Regions from separate parts of the Mus musculus genome. Here region 1 is linked to region 2. Evidence: chromatin loops called from intact Hi-C (ENCODE). Cell type or tissue: heart. All regions are shown on one strand. Links, peaks and the distances in the headings refer to the core of each region. The heading gives the core; the rest is flanking DNA. Region 1 overlaps Phf3 (PHD finger protein 3). Region 2 has its middle 11 kb from the start of Phf3.

Region 1 (16,549 bases), core at 5,073-13,072, 53 kb before region 2:
CAGGAGTGGGTTGGCGTGGCACCATCCAAACCGGAGAGTAAAACCTATCCTGACTACAAACCTGAGTGCTAAACTATACCCCTTAAGCAGTAAGCACAGCACCAGAGCTAGCAAGACTCCCAACCTATGCATATTTTGCAGTTCAGGTCAAAGAGATGCTGTCTGTGTTGACTAGTGGTGTCTTTAGATGTGGAGTCAACCTCTTCTTTTTGTTTCTCAGACACATCTGGCTTCTCCATTGACTTATTAGCTGACGGTTCCTAACAGAAGTGAAAATAAAAATGAATTTTAACCGATAAATTTTGGCAGCAATTTTAAAAATCAAGTTGTTAATTTGTCAAAGTCAAGCCATTACATTCAAAAAGTTGTTTTTACTTTCTTAAAAAAAATAATACTTAGTATTGTTACTTAAAGTAAAAACTCAAAACAACTCATTTTTTAAAGCTTCTAATGAAACTTCAAGTCATTTTTTCCACTGGTTTTTGAAAACAAGGAACCCTGAAGTAGACTGTCTCCACCCTGATCTACTTATTTCTCATTTTTCTATTATACAAGAGAAAAAGACATCTTAATATAATTAAAGGAAAGCCGCAACGGTTCTCAAACTGCACTATTTACAAAGCACCAAGGAGCTCTCTCTCGCTCACTCCCCTCTTCCTCTCTTGTCTCTTTTCTCTTGCTTCCCGCTTGCCGCCTCTCTCCCCACTCCCTTTCCCCTCTCCACATGGCCATGGCCAGCCTCTACTTCTCTATTATTCTCTCTCTCTCTCTACCTTTCTACAATACACACCTTAAAACCAAAACCAAAACCAAAGAACGACAAAAACAAAACAAAAACAAAGCACCAAGGAATTACTATATCAAATACCCCCAGGATTCTAACAAGCTTTTAACAGGCACCTACAATGCAGACAATGTGCACTAAGCTCTTAAGAACTAACCCAGTAAAACAGGCTACTTTAAAGCTCACTACTTTAAAACAAAGTTCTGCTTTAAGAGCATGAGAAAAGCTTTTGTCCACCTTCGTATTTGGAGCTGCAGACCACATAGGTCAGATCTGCTCCTACCTGGATCTCGATGGCTGCTTCCTGCTCCTTCATCGGGGCGTCACTCTCGATTTCTATCTCACCTTTGTGAGTTATTTTCGTGATTGGTCGTCTTTCCACTTCTCTCTGTTCCTTCTCAATCATCTCTATGGTCTAACAGAAAATATTTTAAGGAAACATTTAAAGTATGTGCCTTAATTTATGAGAATTTAACCGAAAGAATTTTAATTGACTTTTAGTTTTTCTCTGATATAAAATACCAATAGGAGCTGAGAAGTATGGACAGATCTTAAGAATTAACTCTATATCTCAGCCATGAGAGGCTCACATTAACCCTCGGCAAGGAGGCAACCAAGAGGCAATGCTCAGAGTGAGAAACACAGTATTTATACTTGAAATCAGCTTGCAAGGAACCAAGAATGAACTTGACTCATGTGCTTCATCTGATGGTCTAGTGTATCCCTCCAATACTAACTTAGTCAATGATTATAAAACAAACAAAAAACAAGACAACTCACTTCTCCTGGACCTTTTTAGTTAACACTGGCAATTAAAAGAAAGAAACTCAGCAACAACCTATGAAAGTTAGCAAGTATAACAAGAATATGAGAGAGAGCAGGGCATGTGTGTATGTGTGCGCCTGCATGTGCATGTGTGCACTAGAGCAAAGAACAATAAGGACTGAAAAGGTCTGTCCATTCATCTCATTTGTTGGTTGTAAAACATCCATTAAAAGGGTCAAATAGAACTAGTGGGATTGTTCAGTGGGTAAAGGGTCTTTACCATACAAAGAAAAGAAAAACATGGTCTCCAAAGCAAATGCATCCAGTTTCAAATCTCAGGTAAGGCGAGTGCATGCAGACTTGGGAGACTTGGGGTGTAGACAGAAAGACGATATGAACATTAGTTTCGAAATACAGAGGAGGCAAGATTATATAACATCAAAGCAAAAAAAAAAAAGTCTGATACACTGCATGAAGGCCTCTCGACCCTCAGACCACCTCAAGCACAGCCCAGGGAAGGTTAATGTCTAAGCCACAAACAAGCACCATGAACAAAAGAATCCTGTATATTATGCAGGCCAATAAAAACCATACATACTCATTATTTCCTAAAATGGGCAGCTAATGGCTAGACCTGAAAACAAATGCTCAAAATCATCATTCCCTCAAACTTGCTAGGCATGGTGGCACAAGTGGCCATTTATCTATCACTCAGGGAGAGTGGGAGCAAGGAGACTGCAGCCTGGGCTATACAGTGAGCTCTTTCCTCGAATGAATGAATGACTGGATGAGCAGAGTTCTTAGTTAATCTTTAAAGATTGACATTAAAGGTACTGCAAGGATAAATCCCAACTGAAAACTTTTGGCACCTGTGACTTTGAGAAATTTTTATTTTAAAAATTTCGTACAATATACAAATTACAACACTCCAGTTTAATCTGAGACAATACCACATAAACATAACAATATTTCTATGCATACTTATATATGACAAGTCAGGTTATCTTCTAGTAGATTCCGAAAAGTTTTACAAAGTTTTAGAATTGAACAATCTGATTCATTAAAATGTTCATAATGCATTGAAACTGCTTATAGAAAGCACAGGTTGGTTAATGCTTATTTTCCAATTGTTCTGATTTGCAAGTAACAAATCATAAAATAATTCTACAATCTTGTAATTAGCAAAAAAAAGAAAAACCCTGCAGAGATGAAGACAGGCACTAAAATCTAAGAATTTAGGAAGCAGAGGCTGGAGACGCTCATAGTTAAGGGCACTTGTTCTTGCAGAAGCCATTGGCTCACTTCCCTTGACCCACATGGAGGTTCACAACTGTTTGTAACTCTAGTTTTCTGAGATCTGAAGCTGTGCTGACTAGTTATATATTAATCTGATACACTCTACAGTCATCTGAGAGGAGGGGACCCTAATGGAGAAAATGCTTCTACAAGATCAGGCTGTAGGCTGACAAGCTTGCAGGGGATTCTCTTAGTGATCAATGGGAGAGGGCCCAGCTCACTGTTAGGGACACAAGAGCAAGCCAGGAAGCAGCTCCCCTCCATGGCCTCTGCATTGGCTCCTGCCCTGTCTGAGCTCATGTCTTAGCTTCCCTCAATGGGTTATGATTCAGGATATATAAACCCAAGAAACTCTTTCCTCCCGACGTAGCTTTGGCCCTGGGGTTGCAGCACAGCAAGAGAAACCCAAAGACATATGCCCTCTTTTGATACTACAGGTACATGAAGTACATATATACAGGAAATACACTCATACATAAAATAACTATATCTTAAAAAAAAATAAAAAAAGAGTGAAGTGATACATGCCAGTAGTCTCAGCAACTTAGAATATTGAAGAAAGAGAATCACCTGGCCCAGCCAGATCGGGTGGGGTGAGGGGGAGGGGAGGGGGAGGAGAGGAGAGAAGAGAAGGGGTGGAGCAGAGACTAGGAAGTGAGGGAAGAGAAGGCCTCTTTTCCTTGCACTCTGTACTGACAGGCAAGCGGAAGACAAAGTTAGGTGTCCTTACGTGTCTGTTCTCCCTTCGTCTCCACGCAGCCAGCTCTTTGGAGGCTAGTTCTTCTGGGCTCATTCTTATAAGATGATCAGGGGTTACTTCTCCTTTTAGAACTTTCTTAAATAATATCTACAGGATTGTAAAATGAAAAGGAGACACAAACATTTAGAAACAAAAAAGAGCTGTAACATGTGAACTTCCAATAAACAAACTTTAACTTTGAAGCCACTTTAAAGCCTGGTTTATGAATATGTAATTTAACCTAGTACATACAGCCTAGCAGCTTTATAGTGTGGAAGAGTAAAACATAAAACACATTCTATATAAAATTCTATTTGATGCCAGTGTAGTGGCCATTCCTGTAATCCCAGCAGTCAACCTTGAGACTGAGGCAGGAGGATGAAATTCAAGGACAGTTACACAGTGATATTCTGTTAAGCTTCTGGCCGCCCACCCACCCATTCCCTAAACCAGAAAATCCATGTAAAAATGAACATGAAAAAGCAAGTGCAATGAAACCACTATACATCTGTCCAAAAAACTCTTTCAAGTCTGCCTCAGGACAAATTATAATAACCACACCACTTCTGGAAAGGCGCTGACTAAAAGAGCTTTTTAATCAATGTAGTGGTGCCTCTGTTTTTCTGTTTTCTTAAGATTTTTACATTTGAATCATGGCAGGCTTGAGTAGAGACCACAGCAAAGAACTAACTGCAAGGAAAAGCAATCTTCATTTGAGTACTGAGAAACATTTCTAGATTATAGTTTATACAGTTTATATATTTTATTTCATTATATATTATTATATATTTGTTATAGTTTATATTAGTTTATATAATATATAGTTCTAGGTCCATGACAGACTATACAACGTAGATTTTTTCTTCAACAGCTGTTAGCATATTTTAAAATACTTCAATCAATTACACTGCCCCTAATAGTTCCCATGAATTCAGCCCAAATTCTAAATCTTTGATGTTTAAATTGCCAATAAAAACTATGTACTATTATTATCATATAACTTAACACACCCCATTCCATTCACAGCTGACATGTGATGTAACATTCCAGTCAACAGTAGTCCATGCAAACAATGATACACATTTAAAATTTACTACTTAGTGATAAAGAAGGGGACTTAGCTGCCTTTGTCTATGTAAATACACTCTGATGTGTACGCAATCCCAAAATCACCTAATGATGGCTTTTTCTTGCTGCAGCAACACTGTCATGTGATTATAGTTTAAACTGTCTCTATATTTTCTTTTTTTGTTGTTGTTTTTTCGAGACAGGGTTTCTCTGTATAGCCCTGGCTGTCCTGGAACTCGCTTTGTAGATCAGGCTGGCCTCGAACTCAGAAATCTGCCTGCCTCTGCCTCCTGAATGCTGGGATTAAGGGCGTGCACAACCACGCCCGGCTATGATTTATTTATTGTTAATATGTAAATACATTCAGTAGAGGACGTCAGATGTCATTACAGATGGTTGTAAGCCACCATGTGGTTGCTGGGATTTGAACTCAGGACCTTCATAAGAGCAGTCAGTGCTCTTAACCGCTGAGCCATCTCTCCAGCCCCTATATTTTCTTAATATGTTAAAAACTGTGAGTTGGGTGTGGTGGCACACGCCTTTAATCCCTGCACTTGAGAGGTAGAGGCAGGCGGATTTCTGAGTTCAAGGCCAGCCTGGTCTACAAAGTGAGTTCCAGAACAACCAGAGCTACACAGAGAAACCCTGTCTGGAAAAAGGAAAAAAAAAAAAAGATTTCTTTGCTGGGTGTGGTGCGCATGCCTTTAATCCCAGCACTAGGGAGGAGGCAGAAGCAGGCGGATTTCTGAGTTCGAGGCTAGCCTGGTCTACAGAGTGAGTCCCAGGACATCCAGGGCTACACAGAGAAACCCTGTCTCGAAAAACTGAAAAAAAAGCAAAAAAGAAACCAAAAACCAAAAAAAAAAAAAAAACCAAACTGTGTACATCTCTGTTACACACATTACATAGGGAGTGATAACCAGAAAAATAAGCCTATACATCTTTAGTACATATGCAATTTTTCCTCAGTATTTTTGGTCTGCTGTTGAAATGCATTATTTTTGAGATATGACTATTTTGTAGCAAATATTAATATGCAAACTTACATCACTAATGTGCAAACTTTTACACAAATACATTTAATTTAATTCTATAATTGAGAATCATCTTTAGCAAAATTTCTCAATGCACCTACATAAATATAACACACAAAATAATCATATTTATATTTATTTATATTTGGAACACTGAAAGAGCTCACTGCATAATTTTTGCTTAGCATATGCAGTACAGAACTTTCTATGTGAACTCATACACACACACAAATACAAATACACACACACCTTGTGGATTTTTTCTAAGTCTCCAACAAGAAATCCCAAGATATAAGTAAGAGAGCAATAATGTTTAATCCACAGTTAAAATATATTTTTAATAAAGTTCTATTTAATTTGGTAAAAATATTTTAAAATACTTTTCCAGGGAAAGGACAGAGTCTCACTCTGCTGTTCAGGCTGCCTGGGAATTCGCAGCTTAGGTGATCTTTCTGTCACAGATTCCCTAGAAAGCTCTGATGCAAAGCTCATGTTGTCAGGCTTGGATCTTTTTTAGTTTACAACAAAATGTGACGTTTTGAGTGAGCATAGTTCTACTTACAGGTTTAAATAACAAATGCTTAGGCTTAACATAGATTTTGAAGAATAGTTTAGAGTAAATTGTTTTACTCATTTAACTGTGTTATGCAAGAGATAGTGACGAGAAGAAAATGCACATCTATCCAAACACATTGCTCAACAGACTCAACACCCCTCACTGCTGTCTAGGATCCCTAAGTCGGGAGCTTACTCATGTCATGTTCTGGGGCTGCACAGGCAACTCAGTCGGTAAAGTGCCTGCTCAGCATGCGGCAGCTCTGGGTTTGAGTCCCAGAGACAAGTGTGTGGAGATTGGGCCTCAGGCCTGCAATCCTGGCACTCACGAGTTGGAGGTAGAAGAAAGAGAAACTTAAAGTCATCCCCAGCTACATCCCTTCCCTGTCAATGAGAACTGACGCTCTCAGAAGGAGCTCAGCTGCAGAGAGCAAACTGTGTGCTGTGAGGCCCAGCTAAATTTAATCCCTAGTAGTCCAAGCAAACCGACCACAGAGAGAATGCTGTGTGGGCTCCCCTGGGATGCTCCACAGCCTCACAATGTGACTGACATCTACAGACATCACCACAGCTGTTCGCGGAGGCACTCAGACTGAGGACCTCTTGCAGGACATATTTGTGGAGTCTAACCCAGAGCCAAACTGACCCTCTCACTCCCATTCGGAACCTATTAGAAAGGGCTATTTCATTAAAGTCCTAGACTGCGGTTCAGACCATGGCATGCATAGCGTTACAGGAGGAGTGGGATGGCTCCGTGGGTAAGGCACTTGCCGCCCAGTACACCAGATGACCAAGGTATAACTGTCTGCAGACACTCGAGAGAGAAATGACTCGTCAAAGCTGTCCTCTGATAAAGAACCACAGTATGTGCATGCCCATACATACACATGCACACACTTACAAAATTAAGTAAGTTTAAGAAAACTTGGACAAAATAAATTACTTACATTGTTTTTAGGATCTTTTAGATTAAACATCAAGCTTCTATATTTATTCTTATACTTGGCATCCGTGTCCCGAAAAAAAGAGAAAAGTTCTTTTTCAATTTTTGTGGCAACCTTTGCTGCCTTTTCCTCTGGGATCTTCAGGTTTGAATCTGTAAGTCTTAAAATGAAAACAATTCTTTTTCTCTGTTTTGTTTTGTTTTGAATTAAACAGTTTTTTATTAGGCATTTTCCTCATTTACATTTCAAATGCTATCCGGAAAGTCCCTTATACCCTCCTCCCGCCCTGCTTCCCTACCCACCCTCTCCCACTTCTTGGCCCTGGCATTTCCCATTACTGGGGCATATGAAGTTTGCAAGACCAAGGGCCTCTCCTCTCAATGATGGCGGACTAGGCCATCCTCTGCTACATATGCAGCTAGAGACACGAGCTCTGGGGATACTGGTTAGTTCATATTGTTGTTCCTCCTATAGGGTTGCAGATCCCTTCAGCTCCTTGGGTGCTTTCTCTAGCTCCACCATTGGGGGCCCTGTGTTTCAATTCAATTATTTTCAAATACATGAAAAGCCCATGCTATTCGACCACTGGCATAACAACATGTTACCTTTTCATAAGAATATCTTTGAGAGAATGTCGGACACTCTGTCTGATCTGATCTGCAGAAGGCTTGGAAGTAGCAGCAGGCGGGTGCACATTAGGTCCACCCTTTTCCATTTTCTTCTTTTTTGTCTCTTGCTTCTCATGAGTACCTAATTGTAAAAAGCAGCTAAACTCATTAAACTGTTTTAAAAGATACTTTCTCTATAATACATGATCTAAGTTGAAATCCATGCAGACTAAGTATTTAGAAATAATGCCAGAGCCCAGAGTTCATTATTCAGACAGTCCTGGTGCAGAGTGCTACCTAAAATCTCCTGTGATCAAGAGTGGTTCTAGAGTCATAAAGTGTACGCACTCACGTTTTTTTTGTTTTTGTTTTCAAAGTATTCCCAAGATATACCAACCTTCTGTAATAGTAAATACAAGTACATAATCTCCAGCAGTCTCCCTACCTGATCTCGCCACTCTCTCTCCTGTAGAGGCAAGAGCTGTAGATTCCTTTGCTATTTTTTCACTTTTTTCTTCTGATGATCTCCGAGGTAAATGTGGTTGGCTCAACTTGCGAAGAGGGGCTAGCTGCCATTTTTTAATTTCATTATCTCTACTGTCAGAGGAAGTTTTTCCCTCACCAGACTCCTGAAAAATACAGTAGTATTGTTTCATTAAAACAAAAACTACTTACTATTTAAGACAAACCTCAATAATATGTAAGTGAAAAAAAATTAAATCTAGTTAACATTACAACCTGTAAGAGACTAAACATTTTCAATCCAAACTTCTGTAAGATATATATATATATATATATATACATACATACATACATACATATATATATATACACACACACACACACATACATATGGATTGGCTGGAGAGATGGCTCAGCAGTTAAGAGCACTGACTGCTCTTCTAAAGTCTTGAGTTCAATTCCCAGCAACCACATGGTGGCTCACAACCATCTGTCATGGGATCTGATAACCTCTTCTGGTGTATCTGAAGACAGCTAAAGTGTACTCACGAATATAAAATAAATAAATCTTAAAAACACATGTACACAAAAATAAGTTACCATCATTAAAAACCACAAGATTCTATTGTTAACCATCTATTTTGTATAAAATACATAATATCCTATGAAAGAGGAAAACAGAACGGAGATCAGGCTGTAAGGACCTTAGTTGGCTGTAAATATGAAGGAGGAAGGAACTGCGGACAAGTGAGCACCTGCATTTGCCTATGTACTCCTAAAGAACAAACAAGGCTCATTAACTTCAGCACAGGTACCAGTTATGTTCCCAGGATGTCAAAGGCAATTTTAACTCCCATGGGTACCATCAATGTACCTGCTACTTCTCAGAGAGAAATTAATCATATCACACTTATCTAAAAACATAGGGAGAATAACCATTTACAGACCAAGATCAAGGTAACATGGAAACTTTAGAATGCTCTCATTTTTCACTTATTTTTTAGTTTCCTAACTAGACGTAATATTAAGAGTAGAAATCTGGTGGGGTGTTTTTTAAGACTTATTTTTTATTTCTATATATGCATATAAGTGCACTATATGCATGCGCAGTGCCTGTGGAGGACTAACTGTCACCCCTAGACCTGGAGTTGCAGATACCAGATACCTGTGAGCTATGCTGTGAACACTAGGAATTTCACCTGGGTCCTCTGAAAGAACAACCAGTACTCTTAACTGCTCAGCCATCTCTCCATCCCCAGAAGCATGTTTTACTGTTACAGGTCTGATAATTTCATTCCTACCACACACGGAAATGCAGTAAATATTACAACAGAGAAATGTAATGATAGAAAATCATATGTGAAAAGAAGGCAGCATAAATTACCACCAGATTAACCTAAAGAGTCAAGAGTTCACCATCAGCCAGGTGTGGTGGAGTATGTGCATAGTCCCAGCACTGAGGAGGCGGAGGCAGGCACATCTCTGAGTTTAAGGCCAACCTGGTTTTCAGAGTGAGTTCCAGGACAGCCAGTACTCTGTCTCAAAAATTAAAAACAAAATAAAAAGGGTGGGGGTATTACAAAAGAATACCAAGCAATGATGGCACGCCACATGAATCTATAAACAGAACAGCTTCTATGATTTCCGACAACATTAACAATGGTAACATTTTAGAACATCTTTTTAGCTAAGACACAGTTCAGCCAAAAAGCAATGTATTTCCAAATAGACAAGAAACTATATACCAAATGTAATGACCAACAGTTAATGAAATATATTAGTTTTCAGAGAACATACTGCAAAATGGTAATATAGCACTCAGCAATATCAACAATTAACTTGATGTTAATCAAGATCTCCAAACATCTTGTCAGACAAAAATGTTGAATGTCACAAAGGTTTATCAAGATGGAGCTCAACCAAGACTAGTCACAAAAGGAGTGCATGAAAGATCTGACTCAGCAAACAATGGAGAAATAGAGAGGCCTTTAGAAGATGCCCCGGCACTTCCCTGGCTCACTTTCCCTGCCACAGGAGGAAGCCTGGCTATGCTCAGGAGCGTAACACAAGCTCAAGTCCTTTCTAACAGAGCTGTGCTCCCTCACCATCCTTTAATACAGTAGTAGCCCAAGCTACTGCTTCTTCTCAGCTAGGAGTGCTTCCCAGGTCAAACCAACGGCTTCCATACAGCCTCCAACCCGTGAATCAGTCTTGCCTTTGCTTTTTAGACAACGTGCTTACTTATTCTTACACATTTATTGACACTGTGCTACTTCCTCTTCAGGGTTCTGCTACAATTCAAGGATGAGGAAAGTCACTGCTAACGAAAGAAAACTTAATTGAAGAGAATAATGCATTTTTTCTATTTTCCTTCTTCTAAACACAAAATATTTTAAATTTTGTTTAGAAAATACTTTTAGGAGGTGGTTTAAAATGCCAGGTCAGGGGGACTGGAGAGATGGTTCCCTGGTTAAAAGCACTGTCTGCTCTTCCCAGCGCACATGGCAGCTCACAACCTTTTGTAACTTTAGCTTTTCAAAGGATCTGATACCCTCACACCAAGGCACATAAATTAATGCTAGGTAAGTTATAAAAAAATATATATAGAATGCCAGATCATGGAAAACAAACTTTTAGAAGTCCACAGTTCAACAGGGAAAGTGGAAGAAGTGACTTCCAAGCAAATGAGAGCAAAAGCTATAATTATTCTTTTTAATTCTTAAAAAGTGCAAAACAGTTAAACATTCAGTAAATATTTAGATTAAAAATGTACTTAGTAAGCATAATTTATACTTAGGCCACATAGCCACATAAATATTGTACAACAAAGATTCAAATATAAACCTACAGCTCAGGAACAGCACACACCAAAAAAATGCGTATGTCAAAGTCCTCACTTTTCAACAGAATTGGTCCCCTCCTCCCCAAGCCTTAAATTCAACTCATTTTTTATGCTAAAGTAATAACGTACACTGTAATAGACATGACAGAGAAATTTCTGAGTATCATTTAGGTCCATACAAAGCTCTTGAAATAACAAATGTACTGTCTGGAAACCTTACCCGTTTTAAAATTTTGACCTTGTGCTTCCCAGGGTCATCTGAGTGTCTGTGTTTATCGTCAGTGACTGCGTGCTTCGATGATGTCAGCTTTCCACACTCCATCCTTTTATCTTCGCTGTGGGCTTCGATGGGAGCTTGGGCTTCAAAAATCTCTGTGTCTAGTATGTCAGTCTTTTTATCTTCTTCAGCACAGCACCTTACACAAACATATTCTTTGTCTTCCTCTCCCATTTGCTGTGCTTGAGAAAGACTTAATCCAACACAGTCTCCATGAAACCAGTCATCACATCTCCCACAGCCGACCATAAACCTGAAAGGGGGGAGAAAGGTGATTTGTTTTAAAACCTTAGTATCAAGTGAAAATGTTTAATGTTCAGACACTGTTCCTATTTTCCATGAACGCAACAGTTCAACACAGAGCAAGTTCCCAAGGAGCATTCCATGATACCATAACTTTTACATCAAGCGACTCTCCTCTCTAATAAGAAATGACAAAAGACGCTGGTGGGGAATAGGAATGAGGACACAAGGCAGTCATGAAAACTGGTAGCCCACTGTACAAAAATACCATAGAACAAAGCACATAAAAAGACCCAGTCAGGTGTGAGAGCTCAATCACAATTTAAGAGGTGAGAGCGTACAGAAAACTGGGGTATTTGACTTAAAAAAAAAAAATCTAAGTATAAGTCTCTCATTCCTAGTAGCCAGCATGTAACCTGATTCTTTCTGATCCAATATATCATGTTGATTCAGCTGAAGGATTCTCGTTTACTTTTGGGTGTGGACTTCCTTCATGTCTTATGTGTTCTTGGAAATCAACTCATTTGCCCAATAAATAGCAGCCCATCTTAACAAGAATGCACTGGCATCTAGGTTTTGACTCTGATTTGCTGAGTTCTTCCTTTACTGTATTCCCTCATGATTCAGAAGCCAAGCAGTGGGTCACTTAAAGGTATCTGCAACTACTCAGAAATAAAATGGCAACTCATACATGATTAGCGATGCTATCAGCTCACTGGAATACTCAGATCTCTTCCCCCTTTTTTCTTTCTCTGTCTGGCAATTCTTATCTCAAAGATTTGGGGTAGCCCTTTATAATCTGAGCACTTGTGGCACTGACTTTGTTAATGGTGGCACCACCAAGCACGCCCTGCTCCTTTAAAAATGTGTTCTCTAACAGACGGAATGTTTAAACTAACCTGCGGCCTGATTTCAAGCCAAAATTGTCAAAATATCAAAGTAAGTACCAAAATTAGTGCTACATTTAGGAGGTGTTTTAAAAGTGGTGCCAAATCCATCCCTCCTCGACAGCAGCTCTTCATCCTGTGTGCATTTCTGTCTGCCCAACTACTACGCTGAGTCTTAGGAAACAAGCTACAATTGGCCCTTCTTTATCCTCAGTGGTCCTTCTGCTGCCAAAGTCATCAGTCAGTCTTCACCTTTACTATGATGCACTTGGTTTGAAAAATAAGGGTAAGTAGGTTTTATTCACAAGCCAGGAGAACATTTAAATAATGTAACATTTACTTGTAAGGAAGTTTCTCTTTGAAATGTTTGATGACTTCATGCCGTCTCAATGACAATTGCTCCACAGGGTAGGGATCTTGAAGAATTCTTTCATGTTTAATACTTTAATTCTCTTCCCTTGCTTCATGCAAAGTGTACATATTGCTATTTCCTGAAGCCAACTGCCTAGTATAAACTGCTTTGAGATTCAGAAGGAAAATGAGTGGTCCCTTCCTTCTCTTCTACAACCACAGCTGCACTGACTTCAAGTCAAGTTTGCATTGGTTTCAGTCTTAAATGACAGATCATAAAACAGTGTAAAAGCATTCTCAAACATCCATTTGATGTAACCAAAACAGCTCACTGATCTATGATCATAAAATTTATCAAGAAACCATCCCTCATTTCAAGTTTACTTTGGAAATGCTTACACTGAATTGTTGACATGCTTTGAAAACCAAATCTCTGTCATCTAAAGATGTCATTTTAGTACTTTAGAACAATGTTTAGATAAAACTTTCTAAAAAACACAAAAAAAATAGTAGCAAACACCCGTGTCCTGGGGCCAGGAGTGGGGTGGAGTTACTTTCATATAGTCAATTACTTGTAACTGTTAACACCAATTTCTACTTAGGAACTTCTAAAACCCATGAACTAAAAAAATGTTGTTGAAGCCAGAATAAGAGGAAAGAGAAGGGGAGTCAAGATGGCCGGAAGAAGGCCCCTTCTTGTCTCCTCTCAGGCTGTACTGCTTTAAAGACCCGAGGGCTAGGAGGGAATACTTAGAAGGCACAGCACAGGATTCACAGCAGTGGGATGCCAATACCTAGTACTCCAGTTCTTGCCCTGTCCTTGAATGTGTGGTTAATAAAAGAAGAAATTTCTTTATGGATAATATGAGTCTACTGTTGCTGAATAAGCTGACTCAAGCAAATCAGTATGTATTAATCAAGTGAAAAGGCAGCAACACTAATAGCTTTTGTTTTTCTACTATGCTCACATATAAACCAACAATAAAAACAAAAATCAGGTCTACTGAAAAACAGAAAGCAACTTGTATTTCTAATCTTAATTTTTTGGTAAGAGCCAGAAAAAAATCCTTAGAAAACCTTAGTTGTTAAAGTAAACTATAGAATTAATTCTAAGAAATCTCGATCTTAAAAGAAACAGGCCACAAATTAACATGAAAGGTATTACAATACGGGCCTACAGTTCTGTAGGTAATTTAAGTGACAGCCCCAAACATCCTGCCACTACATATAAGACTTTATTCCCCATAAATGCAAAATCATCTTAATAGTCAACCTAATCTTTGAAGATAGTTGACTTGAAAAATAGCCTATAAAACATAAAGAGAAAACCAGAATAATTTATTCTAGAAGCGTGTCCTAAGAATTAAGTTTTCTTTTCTGAATGTAACACTGTAACTTAATGTTACTAAGGAGACATTTTTTGCTGTTTGTTTTTGAAATTTTGTCCAACCTACAATTAGGGTTAAGAAAATGCATTATGAATTAAAGACACAAACATCTTCCAGACAAAGGAGGAAGAGAAGCTGAAGGTACATAACACAACGTGACTTTAAGAAAATTCCCACTCAAAATGTCTTCTGGTGAAAAGATTCAAAAGTCACATTTATGTAAAAGTAAACAAGAGTCTCATTTTAAAAGTATATTGAAGGGGAATGCCAGGGCCAAGAAGTGGGAGTGGGTGAGTAGGGGAGCAGGGCGGGGGGAGGTTTTGGCAACTTTCAGGGATAGCATTTGAAATGTAAATAAAGAAAATATCTAATAAAAAAGTATATTGAATAATTTTGTTATGTCTGTATTAAAGACCTATTGTCTCTAGGACAGAAGATCATAATGTTAGTCATGAAGACCCATAATACAAAGCCTAACATCCAACTGGACATATATAGAAAAAAGCTATTTCCATTGTAATTTATGTAAAATACTAATTAACTCTACTGTCACAAGTGCTATTTACAAATAGCTTTCAATATGACCAGTATATACAATCAGATAATACATTTCCATATTTCCCTAGTAGATCTGTATTTATGCATGTAAATTAAAATTGAAAAATTACAAATTGTGTGAAAAGTACGCTTTAGGTATTTAATGAATGGAAAGGCAATGTAACAATGTAGTGCTCAAGACTATACATGTATATAAAACACAACCAATGGCCTAGTTTCTTTATTCAGACTGAAAAAAAGGCACTAAAGGTGGCTAAAGAGCCAATTCAGAAGTTAATTATTTCCAATATACATCATCCAGATCAATTACACAGGGTCAACACCCAATCCCCACCACTATCATGCTAAGCTATATTCTAGACTGCAGCAAAGGAAGTTCATACTTTATATAGCAGCATCAGAAAGGGGGGAGAGGAAGGAAGGAAGGAAGGAAGGAAGGAAGGAAGGAAGGAAGGAAGGAAGGAAGGAAGGAAGGAGATTAAAGAGAATATGTAATCTTTATGTAGTCTTTTCTTTATGTAATCTTTATGTAATTTTTACTTTAAGTAGCTGCTGAAGTTATGAAGTGACTGTCACCACTACAGAGCTCCGACAAACTCCTGAAGACCACACCATTAGGACAAAAGTTATTATTAAAGAGCTAATAGTAACATACTGAACATGGGTTCAAACTATGCCAAAGGAATCCTTGAGGTTCCAAGTCCCTGACCATATGTCAGTGTTGTGAATTTTTTAAAGATACTAAATGAGACAGAGGGCTGGCTTTTATTAAAAGTACAATTAACAATGTGAGTTAATCCTTACATCGCTGAGATATAAAGTAAGCTCCCTTTGAAATATGTGAACATACCATAAATGTACAAACCATGAAAAGGTATGTAACTCGGATAAAGGTAGCACTATATTCAAACATGCTACAAAGTTTAAAAGCAAAGATATACTTTTTCATTGAGTAATCCCTGACGTTAAAAGAGGACACAAACAGTAAAGATTTCAGCAGTATAAAGGCGGAGCCGAGAGGACCCCAAGATCAAGGACAGCACAGATTATATACTGAGCTTTCAAACAGGCTCTGCTACAGTCTGTCTCCGAACAAACAAAAAAATGTTACCAACCTCTATGGCATAAAATTTAGTTTAACAATTCCCAAACCTCCCTCTTACTCCCAATGAAAGTGATGCACACCATGCTGATTACTGACTGCCTCTCTAAACTTGGTTTCACTTTTGTGTCATCTGACAGAGCTGGGAGAGGACACTGTCATGGGACTTTACTGTCTGTTTTCATTCTTTTTAGTGTACAGTCACTGACATAACTCTAAAGAGCAACGTTAGTACTTGATCAGCACCATCTGCAGCAGCAGAGACCACTTCATCTTTGTCCCTTCTCAAAAGAAAGCATAAGGAAATACTCCAAAGAGAGAGCATGGGATAAGCTTCGAAAAATGGAGTCCAAAATAACCCTATCATAAAAGTAGTGGTAACGTCGACTCTAAAAGATTTTCAAAGATCAGAACTCACCAATTCTTTGAACCATTAAACGTTCCAAAAACAAATACTTATTTTCAGTCTACTCCATAACACATACAAAATTCAGCTAGGTATTCTAACAGTTGCTTTTGCTATTGAACTTAGTTCCAAGATCAAATGTTGGTTTTGAAATGGTAACAGTTGGTGTTTCAAGTGCATCATTTAAAACAAAAATAACAGCTTCAAAAGAAAAATAGCCATTCCATTCAGAGCTTTACA
Region 2 (16,549 bases), core at 4,902-12,901:
CCAATGTTAACTACCAAATATTAACTAACTTAAAATAGATGCATTAATCTATGTGCAATGTGGACTGACAGCAGAAGAGAAAAAGTACAGTTCTGGAAAGGCCGGTAAAATCTGAGTAAAGTGTGCTTCAGCTAAGAGGCTGCTGTTTGCTCGGAGAGGCACTAATACTACATCTGAAAGCAGTGGCATGCATGCATTAAAGCTATATACAGGGTATGTAGGACTCTCAGCCTGCTTTGCAGCTTGCCTATAAATCTAAAAGTACTCCAAATTAAGACAGCTTGCAAACAAAAGAGAACATTGGAATAGCAAGTAATGTAAAAGAAAGGCAGGTTTTATTAAAAAAAAAAAAGGTATTTTCAGAATCTTTAGTAATTATATAGCTGCTTGATACAAACAAATTTCTGTCTCTTACACCAAGGTTTTACTTAAATACTTCCTTTCATTGGTAATTTAAGCAAAACACACAATTTATCGTCTTTTTAAAATGGCTCATGGAATGCATACTGTTAAATCATCAGTAAGTCGAGATTATACATGCTAAAATCTGAAGTGATTTCTGGGTTCAGAGTCCCAACCATTATTTACAAACAATAAAATACACATAGTTGTCACAGAATTGGATAATCATAATTCAAACCATTCCTTCATTTATTCACTCACTCACACACAAATTTATTACTGACTACAAAGGAAAACCAAGCAATGTCTGCACTCACAGTCCAAGCCAGATTACAGACAAATGTAATAAAATATAAATATCAGCAGACTGTCAATATTGGAGGGCTGCTAATAGGATCCCAGGTGAGGGACTGGAGAAATGGCTCAGCGATTAAGAACTCTAACTGATCTTCTGAAGGTCCTGAGTTCAAATCCCAGCAACCACATGGTGGCTCACGACCATCCGTAATGAGATCTGATGCCCTTCTCTGGTGTGTCTGAAGACAGCTACAGTGTACTTACATATAATAAAAAAAAATCTAAAAAAAAAACAACAACAAAAAAAAAAAAAAACAAAACACAGGATCACAGGTGAACACTCAGGTAGTAAGTAGACAATATCTGACCTGAATTCTGAAAGCTCAGAGGGGAGATCAAGAGAAGAAAAATGCTGCTCATTACCAATAGCTGAGTTCCATTCTACTGAACCACTCAGACTCATAACACAATTAAAATCGTGAGTACTAACGTAGTAAGTAAAATTTACTCTACGCCCAGCGATACTTCCAATTTTAAAATGCTCTGAGGATTAGACTGCAGTTAAATTAAATTACATTAAGTAAAATCAAAATGTTATTTTTTTCTCTGCTTCAGGTATGAAGAGAATAGGTAAAAAAATTACAAAGTATCAAAATAATTACCTTAAAAAACTGACTTTAAGATTTCATTTTAAATGTCTTACTTTTAGCTGGGCCTATTGGCTTTGGCAGGCAGGCAAGCGCTACATAATTTCAAAGTCAAACCCTACCTGAGCTACAGAATACATTTGTGTTCAAGGCCAACCCAGGCAACTCAGTGAGACTGTCTGGAAATACAGGTCAATGGTTGAGTTCTATACCAATACCAAATATATCAAAAGTCTCAAACAAAAATCTCTAAAGCAAACCTATGTAAAATATATTTCATCCTCTATTACTTTTTTAAAGCCTTTCAATAAATCCACACCAGTATCAAAGTTGAGAGACCAAGAGCTGGGTTTGGGGATATGACTGTAATTCCAGCACTGAAGGGAAGTAGAAGGGCAGAGCTCAAGGCTAGCTTTGGCTAGCCAGCCTGGGAAGAGACCCATCTATTAAAACAAAAAAAGCCTCAAAAAGAGAGACTAGAGACTACAGAATGAGCTTCAGCAGTCTCATGCAGACTACACATGTCCATGCACACATGTAAGAGGTAGCATGAACAAACAAAAACTATCCACTCCATTCAGCGGCTGTTTAAATGAGAATGGCCCCCACTGAATGGAGTGCTTGAATACTTGGTCCTCTGTTAGATCGTGATTAGGTGTGGCCTCGCTGAAGGAGGGGTCACTGGTGGTGGGCGCTCAGGTTCCAAAAGCTCAAGCCATTCCTAGTTATTCCCTCTCACTCTCCAGTCCTGTCCTGCCTCCTGCTTTTGGATCAAGCTGTCAGCTCTCAGGGCTCCTGCAGTCATGTCTTTTTCTGCCATCATGGACTCATAAGACCCGTCAATTGTTTTCTGTTATAAGTTGCTATGGTCACGGTATTTTATCATAGCAATAGAAAAGTAAACCACAAGGACATTATAGAACTTTTGAAAAAATTTAAACATGGTAATACTAATTGGAAAGGAGCATTTTATATATATGATAGTGAAGGTCTTACTATGAAAATAACATTTTACTGCAAACCTAAAGAGAAGTAGTGACCAATTCTGTATAAGGGTGATCCAGGCAAAGACTTAGAATAAAGCAAAACCCTAGAAAGGGATCATCCTTGATGCTTTCCAGCTCTGACATAATAGTTTTAACTATTTAAATTTGATTTAAACTTGAAATCAAGCAATTTGATCAGGCATGCTTAGTGAGAACAAATTTCTACCAGGCAGCTGTAGAAAAAGTACTATGGCCTTAGCAGACTATAAACTGTACTGTATCCTAATTTACTGTCAAGCCGCACAGGCTTCAGACCTCTTCCCACACTGTGAGTAGGAGACAGGCTCTTGAAGCCCAGGCTGGCCTCAGTTAACCCTTCTGCCTCTGCCTCCCTACACTAGGTACTCCAGGTATGGGTCATAAGGAACAAATTATTCTTAATTATTCTTAATTCTCAATTATACCCACCCAAAGAACATTTGGCCATGCTCAGATACCTTTACTGTCATAACAGTTAGAAAGGGTTCCACAAGTATCTAATAAATACACTATAATGCCCTCACACAAGTCCACATTGCAAGGGCTGGGGGCCAACAGACAATATGAGCCACGAAATGCTCCTCTAAAGCCGTTCATTTACAGCAATATATTATAATCCCAATTTATTAGCAAAGATAAAAGTGCTTGCTAGAGTAAACATTGGAGCAAAAAACTGAGCCTTGAGAAATAGCCCATTCAAGATTTACTACACTGACCTATCTATCCTACTGCCAACTATTTACTATCCAGAGAGCTGGAAGAAGTCGTCCATGGCACGGTGCTATCTACTCCTCACAATCACACTATTAGGCAGGAACTACTGTCATTATTATCGCTTTATAAGAAAGGCGCTACAGCCTCCAAGTTACACCTAGTCTTCAGTGTAAGCACAGAAGAGTTTTAAACTCACTTGAATGACATTAAGGTCATTTCTTAAGGAGTGATATAAAAACATCATGGATAAGGAGGTAGAGTTGGCTGCTATTCCTTACACAGGACCCACGTCCAATTCCCAGCACCCACATCCTTGCTTAGAACTGTAACTCAAGTCCCAGGGGAACTGAGACTCTCTTTTGGCCTCTGTAGGAAGCAGGCACATATGCAGACAAAGCACCCACACAAATTTAAATTATTTTAAATTTTTAAAAAATCTATAGATAAATACTAGGTTATCCTTCTAGAATAGTCAAAGAAAACTGAAATATTTAGGTACAATCCTATAAGTAACTGCTCTACAAACTTCAAATTCTGTTTCAGTTATATGAATTAGAATCTACCAGCAAAACCTCATAAAGGGAAACATGACGATTAAGTCTGTGTGAATTTACCCAAAAAAACAGATAAATGCCACTCTGCCTATGAGGACCCCAAAGACTAAAGCAGACCTATGAACTTAGAGAAAGAACTAGCAGGCAGAAGCCGAACCTGGCAAAATCAGAACTGGACCAGTCAAAAGCAGTAAAAGGAAAAAGTTCTTTTTAAATTTTACCATCATTTCATCTTTTACATAGCATTCAACAGCAGTACAAGTTTGAATTAAGTGCAGAAGTACCGTCATAGAATGGGTACTAACAGCCAGACCAACATACACTTAGCACTTAAATATCAGAGTCTGTAAAGTGGGTACAATTAGTATGTCTCTTCTATAGAAGAGCAATTCAAACTCAAATGGTTATGTAATTTTCCAAAGCTCACATACCCAATATCCTCAAAATACAATACAGGCAGCATGATTTCTGAGCCAGCACTTCTACATTTTATTTTATGCACTCTCCTTACATAAAACATTGTTTCTATAACTTTAATAACACAACAAAATCTGTAAAATTGCTAAGCAAATACCCCACTTTTCTTTAAAAATAAAGCAGGAAGTATGTACTTTGCCACACTATACACATAAAAAGTAGTATGGCTACACTCAGTGCATATGCACACATCGTCTGGAGGAAAGTAAACTTCCCAGCTGAAGTTCTGAATGTATTTTCTCCCTACTCCTTGGTTTCACATGTCCACCCACACTAATACCAATTACAGTATTATGCTTAGCCTGTCTATGTCATCTATCATGCCATTCAAAACTGTCTGATATATGTGATTATGTCAACAGATGAAAACTTCTGGGCAATATTTAAGTCTCAACTATTTTCTTAGAGCTTTTCTTCACAGTGCAAATGATCAAAAATGTAATTCCTGAAGTATGGAGGTGCCCACCAATACAGGCAGATCTCTGAGTTTGAGCCCACCACTCTATACACTGTACTTCAGGCCAGCCAAGGCTATGTAGTGAGATACTGTTTTAAATAATACTTATCTCTAACAAAAAAAAATTGTCTAAACATAATGTATGGTACTTGGCAATTCATACAATGTTTTCCTAACACTTGACTTGCCTCCTTAAATTTTAATACACTGATTGCTTCTCTAATGTCTTTAAATCCTGTTTTTTGGTCAGAGCTGCTTGGTTTCAGATACTTTTAATCAAACCAGTGCTCTGCTATCCCCTAGTACATGTAATCAAGCAACAATTACTCCCAGCGTGCTCAATAGAGGCAGGTGGATCTCTGTGATGTCAGCCTGGTCTGCAGAGTTCCAGGACCTCCACAGCTACAAAGAAAAACACTGTAACAAAAAGAAAAAGAAAAGAACAAACAAAAAGAAAAAAGAAAAGAAAGCAAAATGCATCAGAAAAGAAACACTGTATGACCTTGCCAAGGAATCCAGTTATTACCTATTTTGACACCTGAAACAAAAATGTAGGCCTGCTTTTAATTAATAAAGAAGTTTTCTAAATATCTCAATAAAAATAAACATCTAAACTATCTCTCTCTCTCTCTCTCTCTCTCTCTCTCTTTCTCTCTCTCTCTCAGTTTGTATCTGTGCTGGATCCCATTTATAGCTATCCTCAGCCATATATATGAACATAGCAGTGTAAATACAATGCTGTCTGCACAAGTGTGAGTTATTATTTTCCTACCTGAAAACTGGCCTTCCTCTTCTCCATTTTATTTTTGCTTTTTGTTGTTGTTGCTTTTGTTTTTTTGTTTGTTTGTTTGCAAGTTCACTTTCTCCCCTGGACCAAGGCAGCTGCTCTCCCCAATGATAAAGGCTCACAGCAGAGCCCTCCAATATAATGCTTTCAAACTTTCTGACATCAAATTCAATGTGTACATTTGTGTACATGTGCATGTTTGTGTGAGTGTCTGTGTCTCCCTATGTATACACCTGTGTATATGTATGATTCTCCAAAAATCTAAACTCTTAATAGGATTTTATGATTGGATAATGAACTGTCACTTGCTGCCTTCCAACTTTTGCCAATAATATACAGACCAAAAGCTCTCAAACTTTTCTTCACTTCGCTGATTCTAAAACAGAATATAAGTTTAAAATTTTAATAATGTAGCTTTAGCTAAAATAGTTTCAACTTCTCTGGCCTAAAATTCTTAATCTAACTTAATTCCTACCTACATTTATAGGCCAGTTTTTTCTTATGGCATATGAAAATATACAGCATACAAATGTACCTAAGAAGCTTACCCATATATAACTAATGTGGTGCATTAGGTAAGCACACTGTTCTTCCACTAGGAAGCATGAGCACTCTAACCAATTACACCACACACGCTCTTCAGGAAACACCAATAAAGTGTACAACAGGCAGGAGAAAACTTCAGCCCTACCAACGAGCCACTTGTCCTCTTGACAGGTCACTGGCACAACTATAAAAATAAAACTTAAAATTTCCGGTCTTAATTCATTTTAAATGGCGCATTTCGCCTATGCAACAAGTCTTTCTGCTGCTAATGAATTATCTCTGTGGCTTCATCAGAGCAAAGGTTCCTCAATTCTGTTGTCATTGAAAACTAGAGTTCTCACATGCAAGTAAGTGGTCATGAAATGACAAAGAGGAGTTAAGAATTATTGTGAATACAAATGGCGGGCAAAGAAAACAGTGGGAAGAAAAACTACCACCTAAGTATGTCAGATGCTAAGGACTGCTGTTTGAAATAACTGGTTTTTCTCTCAACATCTTCTGTGCTCTGAAATAGCACTATAAATTAAAAACATAAGGATGCTACAACAGAACACTTCCTGTTTCATCTGTCTTTTTAACAACTAAATGTAACCTACGTTTTCAAAATGCCAAACACAAGAATTTTTAAGAAGGCAGGAACCGAGATGTTGGTTTGGAAATTGAAAACACAAGACAAAGTTTGATGGCAAAATACGAACTAAATACAGCAGTACAATTTGCTGTGATCAGTTTTTGTTTTTTTTTTTAGTGTAAAATAAGGTAACAAAATTCATAATGTGGGGCAAGTCTAGATTGTTCGATCCTTTTTTAAAAAGACCTGTCGGAAGAATGAAGACTAACATCGGGCCGACATTAAAGCACTGCTACCTCCCTCAAACCGCAACGGCGCTCTACTAATGGTTACTCAATAGCAATAATAAACACACATTCAAATTGTAACAACTAGGAAACCTCATTTAGCTACCCAGAGACAGGGAGAAGAGGCACCTGGGGGACAGAGCCTCTGGCTGGAGCGAGCTACAACACTCTCTCCTCTCCCTGGGTACCCCACCCCCGCCCGGTGTCAGATGATCAGTTATTTAGCACCATTAACACGTACTTATCGACTAGTGGTTCATTAAATTACACGTCCTGTCGGCAAGCAGGACTCTTCGGGCTTCCCATTTCAAACTAGTCAAAAGGAGCCGGCCCACAGTCCCGGTCCCCAGCACAAAAGCGCGCGATCCGCAGCCTCAGACACCCCGGATGCGGGGACGGGGACCGGCCTCGGGCGCGGGTCGGCCTCGGCGGGGACCCTGGCCGGCTGCCAGGCTCCGCGAGCGGGCTGCGGCCACCGCGCCGGAGACCCGGGGCCTTGGAACCCGGAGTAGTCCGCGACGCCTGCCCGCGCGGCGGCGACAGAGACCCGGCACGCTCGCGGGCGAGAGCCGAGGCCCGGCGATCGCGCGGAGGCCGCGCCGTCACCGCCGCTTCGGGCTCGCGGTCCAAACGGCGGGGCAGGCTGGGGCGGGGCGGGGCGAGCCGGGGAGGCCGAACGGCCCGGGAATATCAGGCGGCCGCTGCGCGAGGTGGGGGTGCGGGGAAAGGACCCGGGCCGCCCGCGTGGGGGGAGGGAGGCCACCGAGTGCCCGTCGCGGCGGGCGCCGCCACTCACCCGCTCCGCAGACGAGCGCTGCCACCGGCAGCCAGAGGAAGATGGAGGCCGCGGGGCCGCGGAGGAGGGGGCCGCGGAGGGGGTGCGCGCAGGGCGTCGGCGTTGCTGCCTGGGCTCGGGGCTCCCCGGCCCGCGCCGCCGCGGTGACGACACTACGGCCGGCCTGCGCTCCGCCCTCCCCGTCCGAGCTGCAGTCGCTGCTTCCCTGAGCCCGGGGGTCGCTCGCCTCGTGGAGCCTGTGCGGCGCCGCGAGAGCCCGCAGCCATCGGCTTGCGGCGGCGGCGGCGCGGGAGCAGGAGCGGGGCCGCGTCACGTGACGCCACTGTTTACCGTTCCGGGGGCTGGGGCAGCGTGCGCCGCGCCTGCGCGCTAGAGCCTGCGCGCAGCCGCCCGCGAGGCTCTGCCAGGCCTCTGCGGCCGAGCGGGGAACACACGCTGGTTGCTACGCGGAGTAGCTGGAAAACAGACAAGGCAGAGCGGACCCGTTAGTGCTTGTACTTACTGGGTGTCAGATGAAAATGGAACCGTTAGGCCTGAGTATTCCGGGTGCCGCTGCCCCCACCCTGCAGCCCACTAGCTGGGATGGTCTCAGAATTCCAAATGCCTGGTTCAAGAAAACGTTCCTGGGGGGATAGGCGTGGTTCATCACAGTGCTGGAGAGGCAGAGGCATTCAGATCTTCAAGAGTTCTAGGCCAGCCAAGGCTACATAGTGACACACCCTGTCTCTAAAAGAGAAACATTCCTGAATACCAAAAAAAAAAAGAAAAGAAAAAAGGAAAAAATTCTTGGTAAGCAATCTTCAAAATACGATCTGCAGTCCTTGGACGACCCCTGCAAGATGTTACCTTCCAGAAATACCTTATTCCTCTGACCATAATGAGTCAAAGTTTCTTGCAGAGAACCGGTTAAATACACTTCAAGTTTTCAAACAGCCTTGATACATTGTAGTAGGATCTATCATAGCATCTGTGACAGACAATAGCACTTAGGGTTACTTTTTGTTATCTCTTAAATGTTTTTTTCTTAAGTTTCCAATGTATCAATAGACACAACTATAAGGTAAAACCCCTGGAGTCCTTCAGTAGTGTGTTGAAATCCAGAGAGCAAACACGGAGTCCACAACAGTTTTGTTTACCCGATCCCAGCCTTCAGTTAAGTGTTATGGTTTAACTGTTGCCTGTCGTAGGTCACTGTAACCAAAACGAGCCCCTTAAAGACCACGATTGAGTCTTCAGTCTGCAAAGACAATTACAACGTTTTCAGCACTTGCGGAGCACCTTACCCTGAGGTCTGAACTCTTCCTTTAAAAAAAAAAAAACTTTGTTAGGTTAAACCTCACAGCGAGTATGCTTTGCATAGTAAGATCAGCATGAGGTAGAACAAGCCACAGGCATGTGTTGACCTGCTCTTTACCTTCTCTGTCTTCTGGTAAGTTCGTAGCTAATAGCAAACATCTACAAAGAAGCTTATGTTGTCCTCAGTCAGCTGCAGTTCTAGAATGTCATCTCCTGCTGTAAGTATCTAAACCACACGTCTTTATTTCACGGTCGTTTTAAATGCGGGTGTGTGTGTGTGTGTGTGTGTGTGTGTAAGAAAGAAAAATAGAAATGAATAATCAGAAACTTTGACTTGAATTGTTTGGTAAGGAATTGCAAAAAGTAAAATATTCTAACTCTTGTTAAAGGGGGGTAGGAGGTAGGATTTAAGAATTGACAAAAAACATCTCTTCAGACAAATCTTAATAAATTCAGGACAAAACACAAAATGAAGATAAAAATACCAGTCATAGCTTAGTCACATTCACCTATCAAAGATTTCTGATCCAAACAACAACAAAAAAAAACCCAACAAACAAAAACAAAACAAAAAAACCTCAGCATCTTTGATATAAACATGGTATTTGTATCTTTTTTTTTTCAATCAGGTACCCAAATCCACATTTGTCCACTACTAGGCTTTTCTTCTTTTTTAAGAGTATTTTGTCTTTTACCCATGTCATGGGTTACAAAAGAAAGGAGTCCTGGGTTATTAATGGCAATAACCACCCACGGGTCCTTTAAAACACTTAATGGCTAATATCAGATGATACGAGTAGCATTAAAGTCTAACTTAAGACATGAATTTAGTAGAACACAAAACTAATAGTGTGTATTTATAGTTGACCGAAAATTATGGGAAAATGCCACAATTTGGACCTTGCAAAACAAAGTCCAATTAAAATAAAGCCAAGGAAGACAGTATATAATACAAATGCCCAAATCAGTCTTGATTGCCAACCCAAGCAGCCCTGGGGGCTCATCTGCTCTTTCTTGAACAGCTGAGCAGCAGACAAGGGACTAGGCTTGCCCAGCCTTAGGCAAAAGATTATGTTTGTCTGAAACACCATTGTTGCCATAGATAGAACAAGCCCCTACAAGTCCCTGTTGGCTGTCCTGTTTGATGTCCTGCCTTAAATTCTGGAGATCCCTGGGGCCTCTGGGGGCCAGAGTTTTGCATCACAGTTTGTGGGTGTGACCCTTGCTGGTCCTCCAGCCATTAAGGCTCTCATTCTAGGGTGACCTCTTGTTGCTGGCCTCTGACCAAGGCACTCTTAGGACAAAAGGATCATGGTTCACAAGGAGGCTAGGCAAGGTTGGGGACTCAGAACACGGTTGTCAATTTTCCAATGTCTTGGTGCCATAACACAGAAGCATCATGTCACAGGTGCTAGATCCTGTAGTCTCTGTTGGCATTGTGCCACTTGGACACTCTCTCTGGGACAACAGCTGGCACCTTCCAGTGTCTCCCTGCACTGGGTGTACCCATCACTCAGGACTATTCAAAAGGTCAAATTGGAGATGGTTCAGGCTTTATACCTTCAAACCCAGCAGTTTGTTTGTTTGGTTTGGTTTTTCCGAGACAAGGTTTCTCTGTATAGTCCTGGCTGTCCTGAAACTCACTTTGTAGACCAGGCTGGCCTCGAACTCAGAAATCCACCTGCCTCTGCCTTCTGAGTGCTGGGATTAAAGGTATGCGCCACCACAGGCCAAACCCAGCAGTTTTAACTTAGGATGTGTCTTAGTCAGGGTTTTACTGCTGTGAAAAGACACCATGACCAAGGCAAGTCTTATAAAAAAACATTTAATTGGGGCTGGCTTACAGGTTCAGAGGTTCAGTCCATTATCATCAAGGTGGGAGCATGGCAGCATCCAGGCTGTCAAGGCACAGGCAGAGCTGAGAGTTCTATGTCTTCATCAAAGGCTGCTAGTGGAAGACTGACTTCCAGGCAACTGGGGTGAGAGTCTTAAGCCCACACTGACAATGACACACCTATTCCAACCAGGCCACACCTCCAGATGGTGCCACTCTGGTCTGAGAATATACAAATCATAAACATAATTGGGCATTTGGAGCTGGCTACAGATGGCTCAGCAAGAAAGGCACCAAGCCTGACCACCTGAGTTCAAACCCTGGGGTCCATATGGTAGACCAGGGGTTCTCAACCTGTAGGTTGCAACTTTTTGACAAACCTCTATCTCCAAAACTATTTACATTATGATTCTTAACAGTAGCAAAATTACAGTTATAAAGTAGCAACAAAAATAATTTTATGGGGCTGGTGAGATGGCTCAGCGGTTAAGATTGCCGACTGCTCTTCCAAAGGTCCTGAATTCAAATCCCAGCAACCACATGGTGGCTCACAACCATCTATAACGAAATCTGATGCTCTCTTCTGGAGTGTCTGAAGACAGCTTCAGTGTACTTACATATAATACATAAATAAATATTTTTTAAAAAAATAATTTTATGGTTAGGGGTCACCACAGCACAAGGAACTGTGTTAAAGGGTCATGCCATTTTGAAGGTTGAAATCTGATATAATCGAAGAAAGCCAATTCCTGCAATTGGCCACTGGCCTCCACACCTATATCATGGCCCACACACCTACCCTGCAACATAAGTCAACGTAATCAAGTATTTTAAAAAATAAAGTACAACATTTGTGTAGTAAAATTTTCTGTGGAAACCATTTTGAAGATACACACTGTCATGTTAGTTTAGAAAAGGTTTAAGTATTTTTATGTTCCAACATGAGATGAAAACAGAGGCATAAATTATCTAGAACTTTTTTAGTGAGATAACCATTGAACATCACAGTCTCACCCAGAACACTGTATCCTGACAGGCTTTCTCCCATATTGACTTTCCTTCCAAGCATGGCTAGCCAGGTGAGCCTTCCACATGATTCATGGATAAAAGGAAGTGCCCTCCCTATTCAGGAATGGATAATTGCCATCACATACCAGTGGTCAGCAGAGAGTAGCTAGTAAGGCAAGATCAGATAAAGTAAGCCTCCCTCTACCCCAGTCCTTTGTAAGCAGTAGGAACCTTTTAAAGACTACAATTGTAAGGCCATCTCCTCTGTGCCACTCTCCCCACACACCCACAGCTTCCTTAATTGGCTCACATGTTTATCTATCCCACTAAGTACATGAGGAATGGACACAGTTATTTCTGCCCTGAAGGAACTCAGAAGAGTGGGAAGGATGAGCAGTCAACAATTATATGCAGCCTGGTATGACATCAGTTGACACAAAAGACATGTTTTCTTCAGCCTGCATCATTTATGGAACATTCTCAGAGTATGATGGTGAGGCTGCCCTCAAAGGTAAAAAAAAAAAGTAGCAGAAAATTTGGTGTGTTTCAGACATTGTAAAAGATTTGCTATCTAAATTGTACATATTGCCACCTTGTTAGTCAGGGTTCTCCAGAGAAATTGAATAGAATGAAACTAATGGAATGAAAATAGGGGGAGGAGGGAAATATTGATGGGGTTTATTAGAATGGCTGGCAGGCTGTGGTCCAGCTAATCCAGCAATGTCTGTAACCAACTAAAAGTCTGAGAATCTAGTAGTTCTCCAGTCCACAAGGCTGGATGTCTCAGCTGCTCTTCTGTATCTTCAGGAATTCTGAAGTGGGCTCTAATACCAATGAAGGAATGGACTGGCCAGAAATAGCAAGGACAAGCAGGCAAAGAGCAGATATTTCCTTCTTCCAGGTGCTTTATACAGGCTACCATCAGAAGGTGTAGTGAAACTTAAGGTGGATATTCCTACCTCAAAAGATCCAGATTTAGTTTTGCTGAAAGGACCCTGATATAGCTGTCTCTTGTGAGGCTATGCCAGTGCCTGGCAAATACAGAAGTGGATGCTCAGAGTCATCTATAGGATGGAACACAGGGCCCCCAATGGAGGTGCTAGGGAAAGTACCCAAGGAGCTGAAGGGGTCTGCAACTCGATAGGTGGAACAACAATATGAACTAACCAGTACCCCCCAGAGCTCGTGTCTCTAGCTGCATATGTAGCAGAAGATGGCCTAGTCAGCCATCATTGGGAAGAGAGGCCCCTTGGTCTTGCAAACTTTACATGCCCCAGTACAGGGGAACGCCAGGGCCAAGAAGTGGGAGTGGGTGGGTAGGGGAGCAGGGCGGGGTGGGGGGAGGGTATAGGGGACTTTCGGGATAGCATTTGAAATGTAAATGAAGAAAATATATAATAAAAAAATTGAAAAAAAAAAGTAAGTATAAGTCTTTTTTTTTTAGATTTATTTATTTATTATGAGTACATTATAGCTGTCTTCAGACACATCAGAAGAGGACATCGGATTCCATTACAGATGGTTCTGAGCCACCATGTGGTTCCTGGGAATTGAACTCAGGACCGCTGGAAGAGCAGCCAGTGCTCTTAACCGCTGAGCCATCCCTCCAGCCCCAAGTATAAGTCTTTAACAGTCTTCAATTTCAAAAGTTTCTCCACTGATAATAAAAGCACAAAATATGTAACTCACGGGAGACCATAAATGAGACTTTAATTTCATTTAGGGCAGCAGAATAAAATGATACATGTGTATTTATAAAATTCCAGCAATAAATTAAGTAATTTGAAAAAAAATCCAGATTTAGGGTGGGCCTTCTCACTTCAAATAATTCAATCAAAAATTCCTCACAGGTGAAAACAGAAACTTGGGTTTTAGCTAATTCCAGATATAGTTGACAACCAAGAATAACCATCACAGTTACCATAAAAATAAATCATTTTTAGTGAAGTATTTTTATAATGTCCCTCTGTGACAGCCTCAATGATATTATTTCCTCCTACTTAAACTCTCCATAGTTTCCCAAAATGTAAGGTTCAAACTAATAAATTTCTCCATCTTATTTCTCTGTGTTTTCTTTTTGAGGATCCTACTGTAAGGTAGCTCTCTATAGCCTCAAGCTCAATGTCCTACTGTCTCGGCCTCCAGAGACCTGGGGTTGCAGCTAAGCATTCTCTACCACAGTAGGCTCCAAACTCAATGTGGTAGTCAAAGCTAGTAGGATTGGTCTTTCAGGATTGGTCTTTTCAGCTTTCCATTTCCCAAGATAGTGCAAAAGAAAAGAGGTAATGTATAAGGAAATCTGTCCATGTGCAGCAGGAAAACATACACCTTGTAGGCATGACAGCCACAAAATGAGGGCTAGAGGATTAACTTCTCAGGGTGATGAACACAACCTGGGCTGTCCATGCATAGTTCATTCAAATACTATTTCAAAAGCCAATACCTAGACCACCTCCTAATAATGTCATCATATTATAAGTCTACCAAGGGATTAATCAATGTCCTTAGATCAGAGTTATCAGAATCTAGGCATTTAGCCAAAACCCCTCAGATGGCAACCAAGTGCCACTACCAATTGAACATTGGGGTAGGAGTATCTGAGATTCAAACTATAGGAGTAGCAAAAGAGGATGTGTCATAAGATGGCCTAAGTGCTTACTTCTTACCCGGTTGGGTACATGACATGTGATGCTAGGCAAGATACCCCTCCTGTTTATATCTTGGAAAGGAGAATCTAAAAACTAAAAAAAAAAAAAAAAAGTTCCTACTTTTGTGATGTACTATAAAAAGGAGCTTGAAGAAGAGGGCCAGTGTCTATTCACCAGTCCCTGGTTGTGTCAGTAAAGGATCGCCAGCTAAGTTGCCTTCATTTTCACAGTAGATCAATAATAGAACTGTTTGTTTTGTGGCAGATTCCCTCAGTGTAACCCAGGCTGGTCTTAATCTACTAATCCTCCTGCCTTGGCTTCCCAAGTAATAGGATTGTAAGCATACGTCACTGTAGGCTTACATTTCTTAAAACCTACTTTTAATAAAGGTACTGAAATGCTTTAATCTTCCTTCTAGCCCACCACCCACCAGAGGTAGTGGAAAGGAAAGGTTAATAGGGAAAAGGAAACTGGGACCCTGTTTAGACATAGTTTTTGCAGTACAAAATCCAATCTGTATTGCCAGGATATCAACAGTTTCGTTCACATGAATCAGCAGCAGCTCAATCCACTTGCAAACATCATTTATACATCAGCAACGGCAGTTTGATCCAGAAGAAACCCAGAAATTCTGCCAATCAGAGTCCTCCGAAGCTACAAGAAGCTGCCTCCAGAAAATTTTTTGGAGTGTTCATCTCTACGAAGTTCCAACAAATGATGATCAGCAGAGTGGCAAGGCGAACCAAGTCCACATAGCATTGTCCACTGTCTGTTGGATTATATTTACACCCTTTTCAAACATCAAGTGTTCCCTCAAGCCTCCATCCGATCTAGCAAAACATCTCATATCCTTTTTCTAGGAAGCTTCCAGAAAGACACCATGTGTCTGTTCTCAGCAAAATATCTTCCCACGAGTCTGCTTCAGCAAAAAAATTTCCAGAAAAACATCATATGACACAACCAAGTCTCCAAAGAAACCATAAATCCCCACTTCACATCAACATGCTGAGTGTTACAGCCAGTCCGAAATATGTCCCATGGGCTAAAGAGTTGTAGTGAGTGGCATTTGCCACCATACCCAGAACTAACTTGGAAGATTCTTGAGGTCCCTGATCCTATACTATAAAAAGGAATAAATAGTTGTTAGGGGTAGACACTCTGACCATTCCAACTACAGAGATAAAGGATAAGTCAATGTGTAGAGAACTGTGTTGGCGTGAGCTTTTGGATAGTGTGGCTCCTTTTGAGTTCTCCCTACTCCTACCCATACTCCTGTATCACCAATAAAATGGTTATCAGATTATTGAACACTGGTGCAATTGTTACTTTGGTGTCTGCCTTAGGTGCCCTTCTGGGGGTGAGAAAGCCTAGGTTGTTTTTCTCTAGGAAGTCTGTCAGCGAACACTTAGACTGTAATCAACTGCATCAGGCTGCCGCTGCTATAGACTTCAGTTGTTTTCACTCTCTGACTTCTCTCCCAGGATTGACATGAGTCCTCCAAAACCTTTAGCCGAAAGAAATCTTGAGTTGTCTCTGATAGGTATCTAGTCAAGGTGTTGAGAAAAGCCACTAATATCTGGATTTTCTTGGGCACCCTTCAGCTTTTTCCTAGTGCTGTCTACTTGTAATTACTTAACTAATCAGGTGTAAATGAATTATTTAATCATCTTATTCTCTTATAATTTGTAAATGTTACGGCCAGTGAATTGACTTAGCAGATATTTCCCACCAAGCCTAATAACCCGTGTTTGATTCCTGGGACTCACGTGGTAGAAGGAGAGAACAGACATACAGAAGTTATCCTCTGACCTGGACACATAGGCTGTTGTATATCTGCCCCCACAACCCACATACAAACAACCAATGATCAATCGATATAGCTGTACACATTAAAGAATTACTTATTTATACAGGCACACTGTAGCTGGCTCCAAACACACCAGAATTGAGTATCAGATCCCATTACAGATGCTTGTGAGCCACCATGTGGTTGCTAGGAATTGTACTCAGGACCTCTCAAAGAGCACTAATGATCTAAACTGCTGAACCATCTCTCCAGCCCAAGATGTACACTTTAAAACAGCACAGATCATGGATTTTTGTTTAAGCTTTTATCCCAAGAACCTATTTTGACACATGGATCCACAAAATTCAAAAGCCATTTCTTGTCTTGATGACCTACATTTGTCAATAATGGATTTAG

Evidence for each region. Peaks named below come from ENCODE experiments on the same cell type or tissue, not always from the same donor. Only the 100,000 strongest peaks of a DNase experiment are listed, where the experiment ranks them.
Region 1: a loop joins it to region 2, with 2.4 times the contacts of the local background. A loop is called at or near these places in 7 of 42 quality-filtered maps.

The regions. Positions count from the first base shown.
Region 1 is chr1:30,812,893-30,829,441 of GRCm38, forward strand. It overlaps Phf3 (PHD finger protein 3), which reads right to left. Exons shown (of 15, transcript NM_001081080.1): 4 at 11,318-11,627; 5 at 8,239-8,422; 6 at 7,791-7,935; 7 at 7,189-7,345; 8 at 3,576-3,692; 9 at 1,068-1,199; 10 at 125-260. Among named protein-coding and RNA genes, the nearest start is that of Phf3, 42 kb to the right of the region's middle. In heart, for the core only: no CTCF peak of the experiment used is centred there; no DNase peak of the experiment used is centred there; H3K27ac peaks cover 1,681 bases.
Region 2 is chr1:30,866,018-30,882,566 of GRCm38, forward strand. It overlaps a transcript of Phf3 not described here and Gm7256. Among named protein-coding and RNA genes, the nearest start is that of Phf3, 11 kb to the left of the region's middle. In heart, for the core only: no CTCF peak of the experiment used is centred there; DNase peaks (open chromatin) are centred at 7,104, 7,654 and 7,944; H3K4me3 peaks cover 2,791 bases; H3K27ac peaks cover 2,577 bases.